Linked DNA regions of Homo sapiens: region 2 is linked to region 1. Evidence: chromatin loops called from intact Hi-C (ENCODE). Cell type or tissue: MCF 10A. All regions are shown on one strand.

What was found. A loop is a pair of places that touch in the nucleus more often than their neighbours do. Peaks named below come from ENCODE experiments on the same cell type or tissue, not always from the same donor. Only the 100,000 strongest peaks of a DNase experiment are listed, where the experiment ranks them.
Region 2: it touches region 1 in a loop (31-fold over the local background); 8 of 110 quality-filtered maps call a loop at or near these places.

What each region holds. Positions count from the first base shown.
Region 1 is chr21:39,515,187-39,523,186 of GRCh38, reverse strand. GET1-SH3BGR (GET1-SH3BGR readthrough) reads right to left here. Exons shown (of 14, transcript NR_146618.2): 14 at 7,683-8,000. SH3BGR (SH3 domain binding glutamate rich protein) reads right to left here. Exons shown (of 7, transcript NM_007341.3): 7 at 7,683-8,000. Among named protein-coding and RNA genes, the nearest start is that of SH3BGR, 67 kb to the right of the region's middle. In MCF 10A, a CTCF peak has its summit at 4,686 (motif pointing left); a DNase peak (open chromatin) is centred at 4,676.
Region 2 is chr21:40,116,993-40,124,992 of GRCh38, reverse strand. It overlaps DSCAM (DS cell adhesion molecule), which reads left to right. Exons shown (of 33, transcript NM_001389.5): 20 at 665-798. Among named protein-coding and RNA genes, the nearest start is that of MIR4760, 91 kb to the left of the region's middle. In MCF 10A, a CTCF peak has its summit at 3,846 (motif pointing right); no DNase peak of the experiment used is centred here.

The sequences.
Region 1 (8,000 bases):
AGGGAAGAATACCCAGATGAAAGAATCTAAACAGCAGGTCTTGAGTCCCAGATCTATCCACTAATGGGAAGTTTCAGAGATACAATTGCATTGCTAGGGACAGTAGGGAAAGTCTGCCCCAGTAGGCAGGCAGCCTGTCTGTACATGAAGGGTCTTGGAAAAGGGGTTCTTGTTCTTCTCTGGTACACCATTGCAGACACAGCTGGTGCTTCTCTCATGGGTATGCAGCATGGATGCACCTATGGTCAGCCTTCTGGTACAATTCAGGGTGATAGCATCCCCACAGGAGGAGCACTCCTCAGATTTAGGCTTGCGTGGGAGGCAGAGTCACAACCCCTCTCTACTTGGAACATCAACATTCCTACAGATGAAAAGAAGTGCTTGTCTGATCTGAATAGCCAGAACACTGGGACAGGAGTGAAGCTGGGAGGTAAGTAGTTTTCCTGCTGGCCTGGCAGGGGAGCTGAGGTAGCTCCCACCCTTTACCCTGATAAAACCTTAGACATCTAATTGAGAGCTCCCTCAGACACCTTCATCAAGGCTGGAACCTGCGCCCACCACTGGGTATTACAGCTACCTACCTGTTTTAGCTACAACTGGTGTCTACCCAGGGTTACCTCCTCTACTGGCCTGAAGCCTAAATCATCAACTCAGTAAATAAAATGCTGGGGAAAAATCAAATACATTTAAAAACTGTTCACAATGGGAGAATGAGATAAGCTTCAAGAGATCCTTGCTATTCCAACCATGTAGGAGACAGTGAACTTGCCCATACACCAAGTACATAAATACTACAGCCAACATCTGGGAAAGCCAGCACACAAAGACTCTCTATAACTAAGGAACTCATACGGAGTCTTCCCCCCTAAAATCACCAAGAATCAAATTAGGCTATAATAAACTATAAACATTGAAGTCAGACCCTTAAGAGAAAAAAAAAAAGAAATTAAAGAAAAAAATACAGTCAAATACATTCAAGAACAATTTGAAAAAATAGTCTACCCAAATGAGAAAGAACCAGAGAATTAATTCTGGTAATATGACAGAATAGGGTTCAATAACACCCCAAAAGATCACACTAGCTCCCTAGCAATGAATTCAAACCAATCTAAAATCCTTGAAATAGCAGACACAGAATTCAGAAGATTGATTATTAAGCTACTCAAGGAGATACCAGAGAAAGGTGAAAAACAAAATAAAGGAATTTTTTAAAATTCAGGATATGAATGAAAAATTTTCCAGAAAGATGGGTATCATAAAGAAAAACCAATTAGAACTCCTGGAAATTAAAGACACACTTAGGGAAATACAAAATGCAGTGAAAAGTTTTAAGAATAGACTAGAACAAGTAGAAGAAAGAATTTCAGAGCCTGAAGACAAGGCTTTTGAATTAACCCAATCAGAATCAAAATAAATGAACAAAATCTCCAAGAAATATGGGATTATGTAAAATGGCCATACCTAGTATAACTGGTGAAGGAACTCAAACAAATCATCAAGAAAAGAACAAATAACCCATCAAAAAGTGGGAAAGGACATGAATAGACATTTCTCAAAAGAAGACAAACAGCCAACAAACATACAAAAAAAATGCTCAACATCACGAATGCAGGGAAATGCAAGTTAAAACCACAATGAGATGCTACATTACTGCTGCAAGAATGGCCATAATGAAAAAGTCAAAAAACAATAGATGTTGGTATAGATATGGTGAACACTTTTACACCACCAGTAGGAATGTAAAATAGTGCAATCACTATGGAAAACTGAATGGAGATTCTTAAAAGAATCTCCAGACTACATACATAGAACTACCATTTGACCCAGCAATCCCACTACTGGGTATCTACCCAAAGGAAAAGAACTTATTGTATGAAATGGACACATGCGCATGCATGTTTATAGCAGCACAATTCACAATTGCAAAGATATAGAACTAACCTAAGTGCCCATCAACCAACAAGTGGATAAAGAAAATGTGGTATATATACAACCACGGAACACTACTCATCCATAAAAAGGAATGAAATAATGTCATTTGCAGCAAACTTAGATGGAGCTGGAGGCCATTATTCTAAGTGAAGTAACTCGGGAATCAAAAACCAAATATCATGTGTTCTCACTTATAAGGGAGCACTAAGCTGTGAGGACACAAAGGCATAACAATGATATAATGAAATTTAAGGGATTGAGGGGATGTTTGGGAGGGGGTTGAGGGATAAAAGCCTACATATTAGGTACACTGCTTGGGTGACAGGTGCACTAGAATCTCACAAATCACCACTAAAGAACGTATCTATGTAAACAAAAACTACCTGTACCCCAAAAATTATTGAAACAAAAAGTGCATCAAAAATAAGAAAATACACAGAGAAGAAAAAAGAATAAAGAACAATGAAGCAATCCTACAGGATCTAGAAAGTAGCCTAAAGGGGTAAACCTAATAGTTATTAGCCTTAAAGAGGAGGTAGAGAAAAAGGTAGGGACAGAAAGTTTATTCAAAGGGAAGGTAACAGAGTTTCCCATACCTAGAGAAAGGTATCAATATCCAAGTACAAGGCAGTTATAGAACACTAAGCAGATTTAACCCAAAGAAGACTACCTCGAGGCATTTATAGTCAAATTCCCAAAGGTCAAGGATAAAGAAAAGATCTTAAAAGCAGCAAGATAAAAGAAACAAATAACGTACAATGGACCTCCAACAGACTTTTCAGTAGAAACCTTACAAGCCAGGAGAAAGTGACATGGCATATTTGAAGTGCTGAAGGGAAAATACTTACCCCAGAATAGTACATGCAGTGGAAATATCCTTCAAACATGAAGGAGAAATAAAAACTTTCCCAAAAAAACAAAATGCATGCTTGTACCAAAATATCTCATATAACCCATAAATATATACACCTATGTACCCACAAAATTTTTAATTTAAAATTAAAAATAATTTTTTAAAAAGCAGGGACTACAGAGAAACCTGACCTGCTACAAAACGAACTAAAATTCATGTCATGGGATTAAGACGCACTCATTAAACCATCCTCAACTAGAAGGAGTTGTTCTCTCAGCTAAAAATACCATGTGGGGCTGGTTGCAACTCTGGCACATCACTGCGTGGCAGTTGATAGCTCAGAACCAAATGAGTTATTGGTGTGTGTGTGTCCTTCCGCATCAGTGGGCAAGATATATCCAAGGACAACCAGGCTGGAAAAGGCAGGTGGCAGTTTTAGTATTTTCTCTCTGCAACCTGAAACTTCGGATCTGAGGCCACTGACCAATTTCTAGAACCCTGTGGGTGGACAGTGACCCAGTTCCCTCTGTAACTGGCGCTGGTGGTGGCGGCCACAGCTAGCGGCCCAAAGAACTGGAAGATGAAGGTAATGGAATAGACCTCTGATGGTGCAACTAAGAAAACAAAATAGGTGGATAGTAAGTGAGAAGGGCAAGGCACCTTGCACCAGGGCCCGAACGGCATCGAGTCTGAAGACAGAATGCGAGGACCAAAGCCAGGCGGAGGAGGCGCTCTGGGGCCAAGGCGCACACTGCCCACGGCCAGCCAGGCACCGTAGAGGAACCGTACTGTGGTCCAGGACCGAGAGGAAAGGGCTTGTTGGGAAGGCTGTTCGTGGCTTTGGAGTGGGACACAGGTATATCTCAGCTTCGGTTCAGCCATTGCCGAAGTACTGAATTGAAACCCGGTGCCTCAGTTTCCTCCTTGCCAGATAAAGATGGTATCCACCTCATCGGGTTACTGTGGCAACACACGAAGCCTTTAATACAGAGCCCGGCTCATAGCAGGCACTCCGTTAGTGTTAGTGAATAAAAATAATAGGAAAGCCCACACCCTGATTGTAAGCCTAGACTGTGAGCTTGATTCATGGGAGTCTGCCTCGGAGGTTTCTCTCACCTCCCCTGACAAGATCCGGGTGCTAAATCTACAGAATGCCGGACTGGAACCAGGAGCCCCCCAGGTTAAGCCCCCACTCCACGCCCCCTCTATGCTACTCACACCTGTCCACCTGAGCCCCTCCCCAACTGGAATCTTCCACACCTGAGTACATTTCCGCATCATTGAACAATCTCCTGACTTCTGATTTGGAAAACAGCCAGATGCACTGATACATTTTAAAGATTTCCCAACTCAGTTTTACTACTTCCAAGAAAGTCCTTCCAAAACAAAGTAGTGAAAAAGCCAAGTAACCTAGACAACTGTGAAAGGAATGCCTTTGTTAGGATCGTGAATATATTTCCAAATATTTGGACATATGTTCTATTCGAACTAAAAGTCTTGCGAAAGAAAAGGATAATCAACCCCTTCAATAATCAGAGTTCTGTTTTTACTTATTTGATAAGATAGAACCCCATTAGAGGCTAAAAGACCCCGTATCTTTATCAAAATTGTCAACATGCAATCAGTTGTTGACTGAATTTAGGCTCCTTTTGTATAATGCAAGGATGTGCATTCAAACAATAAATGCACATTTGGCCCAAAATAAAGTTATCTTGGATAAAAGCTTTATAAATGATACACTAATTAATTCACAAATTAATTATAAGTAGAGTTTTTGTCTATTTTCCTCCATCTGGTTGACAAATACCTCTTCCCACCTTCTAATGTCAACTAGCAGTACCCTGACTCGGGTTCACAGCCAGGGGACCTCGGGGGCAGCGACACCATAGCAAGAAGCTTGTCTTTTATCGCCACCTAATGGCCATTCTCTGTTATTACAATGTACCAGGCCCTTCACACCTACTTGCCGTGCTTGCACAGGTGTTAACAGTTAAATGAGGTGCGGTTTTTTTGTTTTGTTTTGTTTTGTTTTTGAGAAAGGGTCTTGCTCTGTCACTCGGGCTGGAGAGCAGTAGCGTGATCAATGGGCTGGGCTAGAGTGCTGGCTCAAGCAATCCTCCCACTTTGGCCTCCCGAGTAGCTGGAACTACAAGCACACGCAACCATGCCTGGCTGATTTTTGTATTTTTTGTAGGGATGGGGTCTTGCTATGTTGCCCAGGTTGGTCTTGAACTCCTGGGCTCAGGCAATCCACCCACCTCGGCCTTCCAAAGTGCTGGGATTACAGGCATAAGTCACCACACCTGGCCCGGGTAAATGAGTTTTGAAAGAAAACATTTGTAGGCTGGGCATGGTGGCTCACGCCTGTAATCCCAGTATTTTGGGAGGCTGCAGTGGGCAGATTGCCTGAGGTCAGAGTTCGAGACCAGCCTGTCCAACACGGTGAAACCCCATCTCTATTAAAAATACAAAAATTAGCCAAACATGGTAGTGCAGGCCTATAGTCCCAGATACTCCGGCAGCTGAGGCAGGAGAATCACTTGAACCTGGGAGACAGAGCTTGCAGTGAGAGTGCCACTGCGCTCCACCCTGGCGACAGAGCGAGACACTGTCTCCAAAAAAAAAAAAAGAAAAAAAATCTGTAAATATTTCCAAAGAATCTTTGCAGGCAATACAGTTCATTCTCTTCCTATACCTTTCACATTTCATTGAGAAAACTAAGAACTCAAAGACAACCACAAAGGAAGATTTCAGTCCAAAGAAACGAGAGGGAGCCCAGGAGAGGAGAGTGGGGAAAGGAGAGTGTATTGTTCAGTGGCTGGAAAAAAAATACACTCAAATTTTTGTGTAGTTGCTTTTCTAATTAAAAAAAAAAAAAAGGAAAGAAAAGAAACAGTTCCTTTGCGTGTTCAGGCCTCCTTTATACTATTAAACCAAGCTCTTTGAACTTCGATTCACTTCAGATCATCATGCAATTATTCCATTTCTCTGGTCTCTTTTGGTTTTTCTTCAAAATGATTTTCCTTATTCACTTGGGGTTTCCTTGTGAGTTATTCTTTTTTACAGATTCACAATGCTGCTTAGTTTCTAGAAGCTTCCTATATTGAAAAGCATTCAGATTTTTTAATCGTATTTTGATACCATACAGTCCATATCTGGGATTCTCCTCACTGTGCCACTGGATTGCTAACCATGGAAGGCTGAAGGGACAGCTGAAGCCAAAACTAGAAGAGAACTGATACCATCCATAGGGTACTATTGATCTAAGTGATTTTTGCATTTCAGTGATACTTTAAATAAAATGAAACAGGAGCAAATACAAATACCCTTCTAAGATGTTAATGTTTCTGACTACAGGAAAACAATATAAGAAAAAATTAATTCAATTTAAATAAGTGGTCTGGGTTTTTATCTTTGCTTATTGTCAGCATAGATATTTATTTTCTTTTTAAAATATGAGAAATAGCAAGGTGGGCAGATCTCTTGAGGACAGGAGTTCCAGACCAGCCTGGCCAATATGGTGAAACCCTGTCTCTACTAAAAATACAAAAATTAGCTGGGCGTAGTGGCACGTGCCTGTAATCACAGCTACTCAGGAGGCTGAGGCAGGAGAATTGCTTGAACCTGGGAGGCGGAGGTTGCAGTGAGCTGAGATCCTGCCACTGAACTCCAGCCTGGGCGATAGAGCAAGACTCTGTTTCAAAAAAAAAAAAGAGAGAGAGAGAGAGAGAAATAGGAGGAAAATTGGCACCTAACTAAATCTATCTCCATCCTACTCTGCCATGAAAGAGAGAAAAGTCAGCCCTGAGCAAGAAGAAGAAAGTTAAGGCCTATTTGTGTAGGGGGTTGTTGTAAAAATTATGCAAGCTTTTTAGATAGGACATAATTTAGTGCAATGAAATTAAAAGTAGAAATTAATTTTCAATTATATGAATTTCCATTTTACTGTGGTCTTTTACCTTAAGCAAAGGGAGAAATGTTTTTAACACAGACTACTTCAATGATTGGAAACAAAATAACCTAATTCTATTCAAAATGCCTTTTTTTGTTACTAGGGTAACAAGAAAAGAGCCGTTTCCCAGAGTTCATGACAGCCACGAGACTTCTGCAACTGCAGAATACACTCTGAAATAACACCAACAGACTCTGCTGCAAAATTAGGAGGCAGACTCCAGAGGGGAAAGTTTATGCCACTCCAAGTTGAATTGCCATAATTAACATGAAATAGGAAAAGAGCACAGCAAGGAGATGAGCCCCTCTGACAATACAGGAGCAACATTTGCTGCAAAAACACAAGGAATCACACATAGGCAGGGAGGTAGCAGGGGGAATATCAAAATCTTACAAGGAAGAAAAAATATCTACAGTAAACTGAGGCAGGCAGGTGAGCAGAGAAATGCTATCAAACTTACCTGGTGTACAAGTCATTGGAGCTGGATCAGCTGTAGGTGAACACACACTCCTGGCCATCAGGAAGAAAAATTACAGGACCCGTCTCCACAGCCATGGCTACAAATCAATCAACAGCAGGAGAAACAGAAGCAGCCACTCCCTTCAGCTCAGAAACGTGTGAAGGGCACTGGGTTGCAGATTTCTGTCCTTACCATCATCCCTCCTTACCATCATCCCCACACAAGTGGATGATAAAGTTACAGTTAGATAAGGCTTCAAAGATGATACGCACAACGTGTGTGTAATAAAAAAAAAAATACGACGTAATGAGACAATCAATGCAATTGAAAACATGGACCAAATAATCAGTGCAATAAAAGACATCGATCCCAACGCAGACAGAAAAGTGCTGCTGAAGATTTAGACTTGGCAACAGACAGACGGAGTTCAGGCATATGCAAGCAGAGACTATAAATAATGAAATGATGCTCCTTGGGACAAGATATTTTTCTATTAATCTTTATTTATATGATGGTTCTCTGGAAAGCACTTCATTTTAAAACCTGTTTCTGAGATAAGTAGCATAAGGCGCATTTGAAGAAATACTATTGTTGTATCACAGAGAACTTCCATGCCTTGAAATCATTTTTTTCAGAGTATTATTAATAAGATGGTCTAGCTATGCAGAGCAAAAAAGAAAAAAAAATCTTCAAAAGCCAAGACTGTCAGGCACATGAAGGTATGCATAAACGGTCTTCACATTTAATTTTGTATGATTCGGGAGATACCTCCATGTACATCTAACCAGGTCAGGCAGCATAAG
Region 2 (8,000 bases), 600 kb before region 1:
TCCCCAGTACATTCAAAGCCAAAAACTGCAGCAGAAATGAGACTGATCCAGAAGTTAATTCTCCAGTTATCCAGAGGCAGGAAGTTGCCAGGGGCTGAAATGGGTTGGGAAGACTCCCCAGGACAAGAGGGACTAGAACTGACTGTATTAGGTCCTAGAGCTACAAAGGACCACAGACTCCAACATTAGGAATTTATTTGCTGTCTCTGAGTTCTGGAGGCCAGAAGTCCAAAATCAAGGTGTCTGCAGGGCTGGTTCTCTTTAAGAGCTTTGAGACAAGCATCTGTCCTGGGCTTCTCTCCTTGGCTTATAGATGCCCTCTTCTCCCTGTGTCTTCACATCATCTTCCCTCTATACATGTCTGTCTCTGTGTCCAAACTGGCCCTTTTTATAAGGACACCAGAAGTACTGGATTAGGGACCACCCTAACAAACTCATTTTAACTTGATTACCTCTGTAAAGACCCTACCTCCAATTACAGTGTCATTCTGTGGTCCTGGGGGTTAGGACTTCAACATATGCATTTGGGGGGACACAGCGGAACCCATAACGCTCATCCTGAAAGAGCTGAACAGTAAGTGCGGAGTGGGGTCATGTTGGGAAGCGTGGGTCCGCAAGCCCAAGTTGAGGCCCCACCTTGTGACTAAACACACGGCTCTTCCAGTTCCAGGTCCTCCCGCGGGTGTGAAGGCAGCGGCGGCCTCAGCCTCCATGGTCTTTGTGTCCTGGCTTCCCCCTCTCAAGCTGAACGGCATCATCCGAAAGTACACTGTATTCTGCTCCCACCCCTATCCCACAGTAAGTTGGTAAATAACCAAGTGCCTTTCAAGCGTCTGCCAGGGACGAGCTGCAGGTGCTCGCACTGGACAGTTTCGTTCCTTTGTTTCCCACCTACCTGGGTCTTTCCAGTGGTTTTGTTTTGCCCCTGCTGTCTCCACATACAAAACAAAGTCCTCATTTACACCTCATTTGAAAATACGCTCCTGAATCATGACAAGGGGGACAATTGTCTGGAATTATTGTTTATTTGGTGAGTTCCCACTAAACTGCCAGCAGCCTGATCAAAATCAAAACCCAGAGGCCTTGATTGTGCCTTAATTGATAGTCAGTGGACAACACCTATTGATTTTACTGTTGGACTCATCATGATAAGCACTTCACGCCTTCCCTCCCTCCCTTCTCCCTCCCTCCCTCCTTCCCTCCCTCCTTCCTTCCCTCCCACCCTATCCCTCCCTTCTTTCCCTCCTCCATCTCTCACAGGGAAAAGAATAGCAGGCAAAACCCTATTGTGCTAGAAATGAGGGACTTTAATGAAGATCTATTACCCTTACAGTTACAGCAGTCAGCCTGGTTCATTGTGAAGGAACTAAAAGTTATTTACTATTTCAAAGTGTGGTTTTTGTTATCGTTCATATTATTCCTGCTGAATAATCATTATAAAGTTAGACTGCTTCTGAGACCACACCAAAACATATCAAAAAGGGAAATTTTAAAGAAAAGAAAACATTAAAATGACCCACCAAAATTGACGATGTCTTCATGGAAACATTATGACATTTTCTGCAGCAGGTGCCATGTCTCTTCCATCTTTGTATCTCCAGCTCCCAGCATAGAACTTGACACATGTAGTCATTCACTAAGCGTTTGTTGAGTGAATATACACACTGGTTTTGTTTCCTTTCTGGTAAAATACACATAACGTAAAACTTACCCTCTTGACCACTTTGATTATTGAGTTCATCAGTATTACATACCTTCACGTTGTTGTGAAGCCATCACCACCATCCATCTCCAGAACTCTACAAAACCGAAACTCTGTCCCCATTAAACACGAATTCCCTATCCTCCCTCCCACCAGCCCATGGCACCCACCATTCTACTTTCTGTCTCTGGATTTGACTCCTCTAGGGACCTCATGCATGTGGAATGATATAGCATTTGTCATTTAGTGACCAGCTCGTTTCACTTGACATGATATCCTCAAGGTTCATCCATGTTGTAGCATGCGATGGAATCTCCTTCCTTGTTAGGGCTGAAAAATATTCCCAAACAAATTTATGGATTAATCTTTTAATCAAGGTGATATGTTTGCCCAAGCTCAGAGTCCACAGGTGCCCCTGAGGCCTGGTGTACCCCAACAGTGAGTGTGTGAGAGTGTGTGGGCTTGCTTGGCCCATGAAGTTCCGTCTGTTGCTGAAAAAGCAAGGTGTGTTCTCTACTGCTTATGCATTCATGGCAGTACTCTGCCCTTGAAGTCAATATGTAAACGTAAATAGTCAGAGTTAGACTCCACAACATTTTTCTGGGCTTCTTATGTGGTTTTCAATATGCTGTTAATCCTCACTTACTGAATCCTACTATCAAAGCCCAGAGATGGAGAGCAGCGTAGACACTGAAAAAAAGCTGAGCCATTGTGCCCTCAATGCCCAGGGTGGCTTCTGCTTTTCTGCTTATCACTGACATGTCCCGTATTCACCAAAGAGAGACAAAAATTATTGCTGAAATAAAGTATACTCATTTTCCACTAGAACTTGAATTGCATCTGTATTAGTATTCACTCATTCATTCATTGATCTCTTTGCTATGGGATTCACGGTTGCTCTTTTGACTCTAACAGGCTAGAAAGCACCTAGCAGGGTATAGAAAGACCAGCAGCTTCCTCTCGTTTTGTCTTCTCAATCATCTTATCTTTATCTCTGCACTAAAAATCCCTACCTGGCTTACTTGAAATGAGTCCTTAGTGACTGATGCTTACTGAGAAAGCCCCTATTTGTGGATGATACAGGCTGTATTTGGCTCTGTCCTCCTGGCCTAAGAATTACATACAATAGAAAAGGAAGAAAAAACATCCTATCCTGAAAACAAAGTCACACAGGTGTTGTTAGATGGGGTAGAAACGCATTTCCCCAGGATTTCTCCTGTCTCTTCACCCACAGAACAATGGGATTTGACCTGCCCAGGATCTTAACAACACACTCTCAAAAGGGACAGTAATGAGGGCCAGCAAGGCACGGTGGCTCACGCCTGTAATCCCAGCACTTTGGGAAGCCAAGGCAGGAGGATCACTTGAGGCCAGGAGTTTGAGACCAGCCTGGCCAACGTATGAAACTCCGCCTCTACAAAAAATACAAAAATTAGCCAGGTGTGGTGGTACATGCCTGTAATCTCAGGTACTTGGGAGGAGCTGAGGCAGGAGAAACTCTTGAACCTGGGAGGTGGAGGTTGCCGTGAGCCAAAATGTCACCACTGCACTCCAGCCTGGGCAACAGAGCAAGACTCTGTCTCAAAAAAAAAAAAAAAAAAAAAAAAAAGACAGTAATGAGAGCAAACCCACCAGAAAAAGGTGGGAAATAACAGCTGAGATTTTTATCAGGGTATCTCTGTGTTGCCTTTTGACCATATTAAAAAGACTAGAGACATAGAAATATGATGGGCAGGTGCCTGTGTTCTTCCAGGAGATAATACCTAGAAAGTGTTACAAGGAGGTCCCAGAACCCCAGAGCATCTTAATTGAAGTGAAGTGAACTAAAAACAGTTCCCTCTCCATATCCACCTTCCTGTCTATCTATCTCAACCATCATTTAAGAGCACGAGACCTATTTTTTACATCAAATAGTATCAGTGAGAGTCAAGCTCAGAGACAATTATTTCTCTTCAGAGGTGAATACTTGTAAATAGTATCCATTATTCTGTTTTAAATATGAAATGATCAAGAAACTTTAAAGTACAGGAAAGAGGGTGTTTTTTTGTTTTGTTTTGTTTTCATCAGTTTCTGCAATTTGACTTTCAGTCGGTAAACTAGATGCTGTCAAGTTTTCCAAGGCATTTGCATTTCTGGCTATGTGTGCGAATGACCACCAGAGGACAGTATGAGCTCTAGATATTTTCCTTGCTCATAAATCTGAATTTTTTTTTCTTTGAAATGATTTCATAGTTAAATGTAGAACATAGGGGGATAAATCAGGACACAATATGCCTTGTAATTTGGTCCCTTTTATAAGAGTCCCTCAGCTAACCTCCTCGCTGATGTCATTTTCTCTCAAGATCCCAAATTCATCTCCCCTTCTTGGGAAAGAACCCTGTTAAAATAGACAAGCTTTTTTCTCTAATATGTGACATATAATGTCTGCTGATAGGCATTTATTTCATGGTGCTCTCTCAGTTTAGCTTAGAAAAAGACATTAGAATTTGAAACTTGCATGTGGCCAGATGACAAGTTAGGGTAACTGAGAATGAATCTACAAACAGGTTGTCTAAAGATGATGTGGACTGAACATGAACTTTCCCTCGGGGGTCCAACAGTGCAATGAGATATTAAACTCCCCAATCAGAGATTCAAACTGCAAAATCTCAAAAGTCATTTGATTCAGAGCCTCATCCACATAATTTGTGGATTCTGGCTATTAATTTTAATATATAGTGGTTTGAATGATCAAACAATCTATTATAAGCAATGAAAATCCAAAGACGTGAGATAACCCTTTTAAGGTCCCAGGAAGAAAACAGCCAAGCTTCATTTCCTCCCCAACGCTCCCGTCTACATAAAAGCAGTCTGAAAAACTTTCACAAACAGACTGCTTTTACTATATACACATTAAATAAGCATTATGATATAGACATTGTCTGTTTCACAATGCTAATCTCATTTGCGGAGCTTAGAAATGTAAAATTAGGAAGCACAGACTTCTCATTAATGAAAACTAAAAATCAGAAGGCATAAAATATCTCTGAGCTGTGATTCACATTGGTTATTCCAGCTTCAGATGATAATGTTATTCAGTTCCTGTACATAGTAGGTGCTCAATAAATGTTGCTGAGTTAATCAGTGAGAATACACCACTACTCTTCTTACCCAGAAGACCTGGGCAATTAAGTTCTCCACATTGTAGCCCATAACTTAGAATTAAACAAGTCTTCTGGGAGGCAAAGTAACTCACCAGGTCCAGACAGCTTCCCACCCCAGGCAACAGGTGTGTGTTTGCCTCCCAATCAGCCACAGACTGCATCAAATAAAGCCATAGTCAGGCTGAGAGCGAAAGGGGACTTCCGAGAACCAGAAATGTGCAGGAATCTCAAGGAGTGGAAAAGTGGTATAACGTGGAATCTGGAAAGCAGCATCTAACGTGCTCATCTGTATCTACAATGATACTCATCGCTGTGTTCATTCTTCCTCTCTCACACGGAACACGGACCTCCTGGCTGTATTAAAACGTCGTTCCTCCCTCCCAGTACCCTCCCTATTTCATGTCACTGTAGCATATAGTGACGCTACTAGATAGCAATTTGCTTTTAAAATCCTCCTTCTCTTAGCTTCCATTATCATGTTTTTTATTCTTTGTTGCTTCTTGTCCCTCTGCTTCCCACCCTTAAATGTAGGCATTTCCCAATATTCTTCCTTTATCTCTTAATATTCTTCACTATCTCTGTGGATCATTGAATCTGTTCTTATAATGTAACTATCATCTGAAATTAAAGAGTTCGCATTTTTTATCTCTATCCTGACAATCTTAGAGAACCGTCAGTCCTATATTTCCAGCTTACCACCATCTGCGTACTCAGGAAGACCTCTCCAGTACTTCGCATTCAATGTGCCCACAAACACATTTATACTTGTGTCTCCCTCTTTTCCTGTGTTCTGATTTAGCTTACGATCTAACAAAATCTGCTGCCTTCTGACCAGAAGCCTTCAAGCTACCTATAGTTCCTCTCCTAATCATTTATTCATTTTTACCACAAATAAACATAGAGCACTACTCTTACACCAAGCTCTGAGCCAGGTTCTGAATCACATCAATCAAGAGATGCTGAGTTAGGGGGCATCACAAACAGGCCTGAAACCTCAGTGATTTACAACAACCATACAACAACCAATGGTTTTATTTTTCTTTCACGATCATGCTCATTGTGAGTATGTGGTAGTACATGCCATGCTATCTTCACTCCAGGAAGGACCCAGGCAGGTTTCATGACAAAGAGAAAGAAATCTCTGAGGCGCTGACATAGGCAGGTAAACGCTCCAAGCACAAATCACGAGCCAGAATCTGTCATAAGATTCTGGTCCATGTCTTAACCACAAAGGGACCATGACGTACGCTCCAAACCCATACCCAGAAGTTCCAGGGAAGGCAGGAAACACTAGACAATGTCACCCTTCTGTGTGATGTGACAGAGGACACAGCAATGATGTGCACAGCACAGTGCAGGAGCGCGGACTGGGTGTCACTCAAACATACGGCCAGAGATGGTTGCTTGGAACACATAGCTAGCCCTGGCTTGCAGGAAGAGAAGAATTTTACCTGATGAATCAGAGGCAGGAAAGGGTAATATGATCAGAGGAAATAAATGAGCAAAGTGACATCATGTCACAAGAGCTCTCTGCAATGTCTTTTTTGTTGTTTGTTTGTTTTGAGACGGAGTTTCACTCTGTCGCCAGGCTATAGTGCAGTGGCGCAATCTCGGCTCACTGCAACCTCCACCTCCCAGGTTCAAACGATTCTCCTGCCTCAGCCTCCTGAGTAGCTGGGATTACAGGCACCCGCCACCCCACCAGGCTAATTTCTGTGGTTTTAGTGGAGATGGGGTTTTCACCATGTTGGCCAGGCTGCTCTCAAACTTCTGACCTCAAGTGATCGGCCTGCCTCGGCCTCCCAATGCAATGTCTTCTTAATCTCCTTCCTTTCACACCCAATGCCATTGCCTTGCTTCAGGTCCTCCCCTGGAGAATCAAAACCAAGTCAGAAGCCTTCCCACTGCCAGGCTCAACTCCCAGTCTGTTGTCCACATCCCTGTCACAATTCCTTTTTCCAATTCTGAATCTGAGCATGTTATTTCCTAGTGCAAATTTATTGGATGACTTCGCAGTTTTTACCTAAAGACATTCAAAATTCTCAATATGACCTAGATAGATTTCCACAATCCAGCTGCATCTCCTGTCTAGTTTCATATTCTAAAAACCTTCTTCCATCCAATATCTAAGTAATACCATGTCTCATATGTGTCTGCATTTGTGCACGTGTGTGTATGTGTGTGTGTGTGTGTGTGTGTACACGTATTGGGTTTTTCTTACCTTTTCCATTCCATCCTCTTTGGTAAAAATGTTTATTGTTTAAAGCTCAACTTAAATGCTGTATTTTTATTTCACCACTTTTTATCACTGGCTACACATTAGGCACCGAGTGCCAAAAGCTTTATACCTATGGTTTTTGAACTTGCCCTATGGTGACCCACGATAGAAAATATAAGTTATAATCACGCCACGAAAGTACTCGCACACCACAAACTTACATTTACTACACGTGATGCCCTCCGATATTTTCTGTTCCATTTGACTTTTTTTCTATTCTATTTCATTTTGTTTTTAAAGTGATTGTCATGTTCCATTAAATTCCTCCTATGACTCACATTTTTAAAAATACTGTTTTGCATCAGTTAATTCTGGTGACTACCTTACGCAGGAGGTGTTATGATTGTTATCTTCACTCAGTGATACTGAAATGAAGACTCTGCAATCTGGCCAGGGTCACGCAGGTTAGCAAAGGAAGATGGGATCTGCAACCCACAGCGGGCTGAGCTCTTTGTCCTCATGCTTACCTGCCTTCCCTGGGATCCCAGTTCCATCCTGCCCCAGTACTCCCAGCACTGACTTTCAACCTCACTTTGACATAACCACAATCTCTTGCGTTATTGTTAGACATGGGCATAGACTGGCAAACCTGGTATTGTGCTGAAATAGTGGATGTTCCTCAAATGTGTGTTGAATTAAATTTTATAGATGATGACTGTGAGTCATCTAAAAGAGGTTAAATTGTGTAATGAAGCTGTAGCTTAATAAGGCAAGAAATTGTGTTATGTACTTTGGGATGCTTTGTATCCCAGAAGGATTTGGATCAAGTGCCTGTGCTTTTAAATCACTTACATAGAAATCATTCTTCCATCATTTTATTTAAATGACTTAAGGATGAATCTTTTTTTTTTTTTTTTTTTTTTTTTTTGAGACAGAG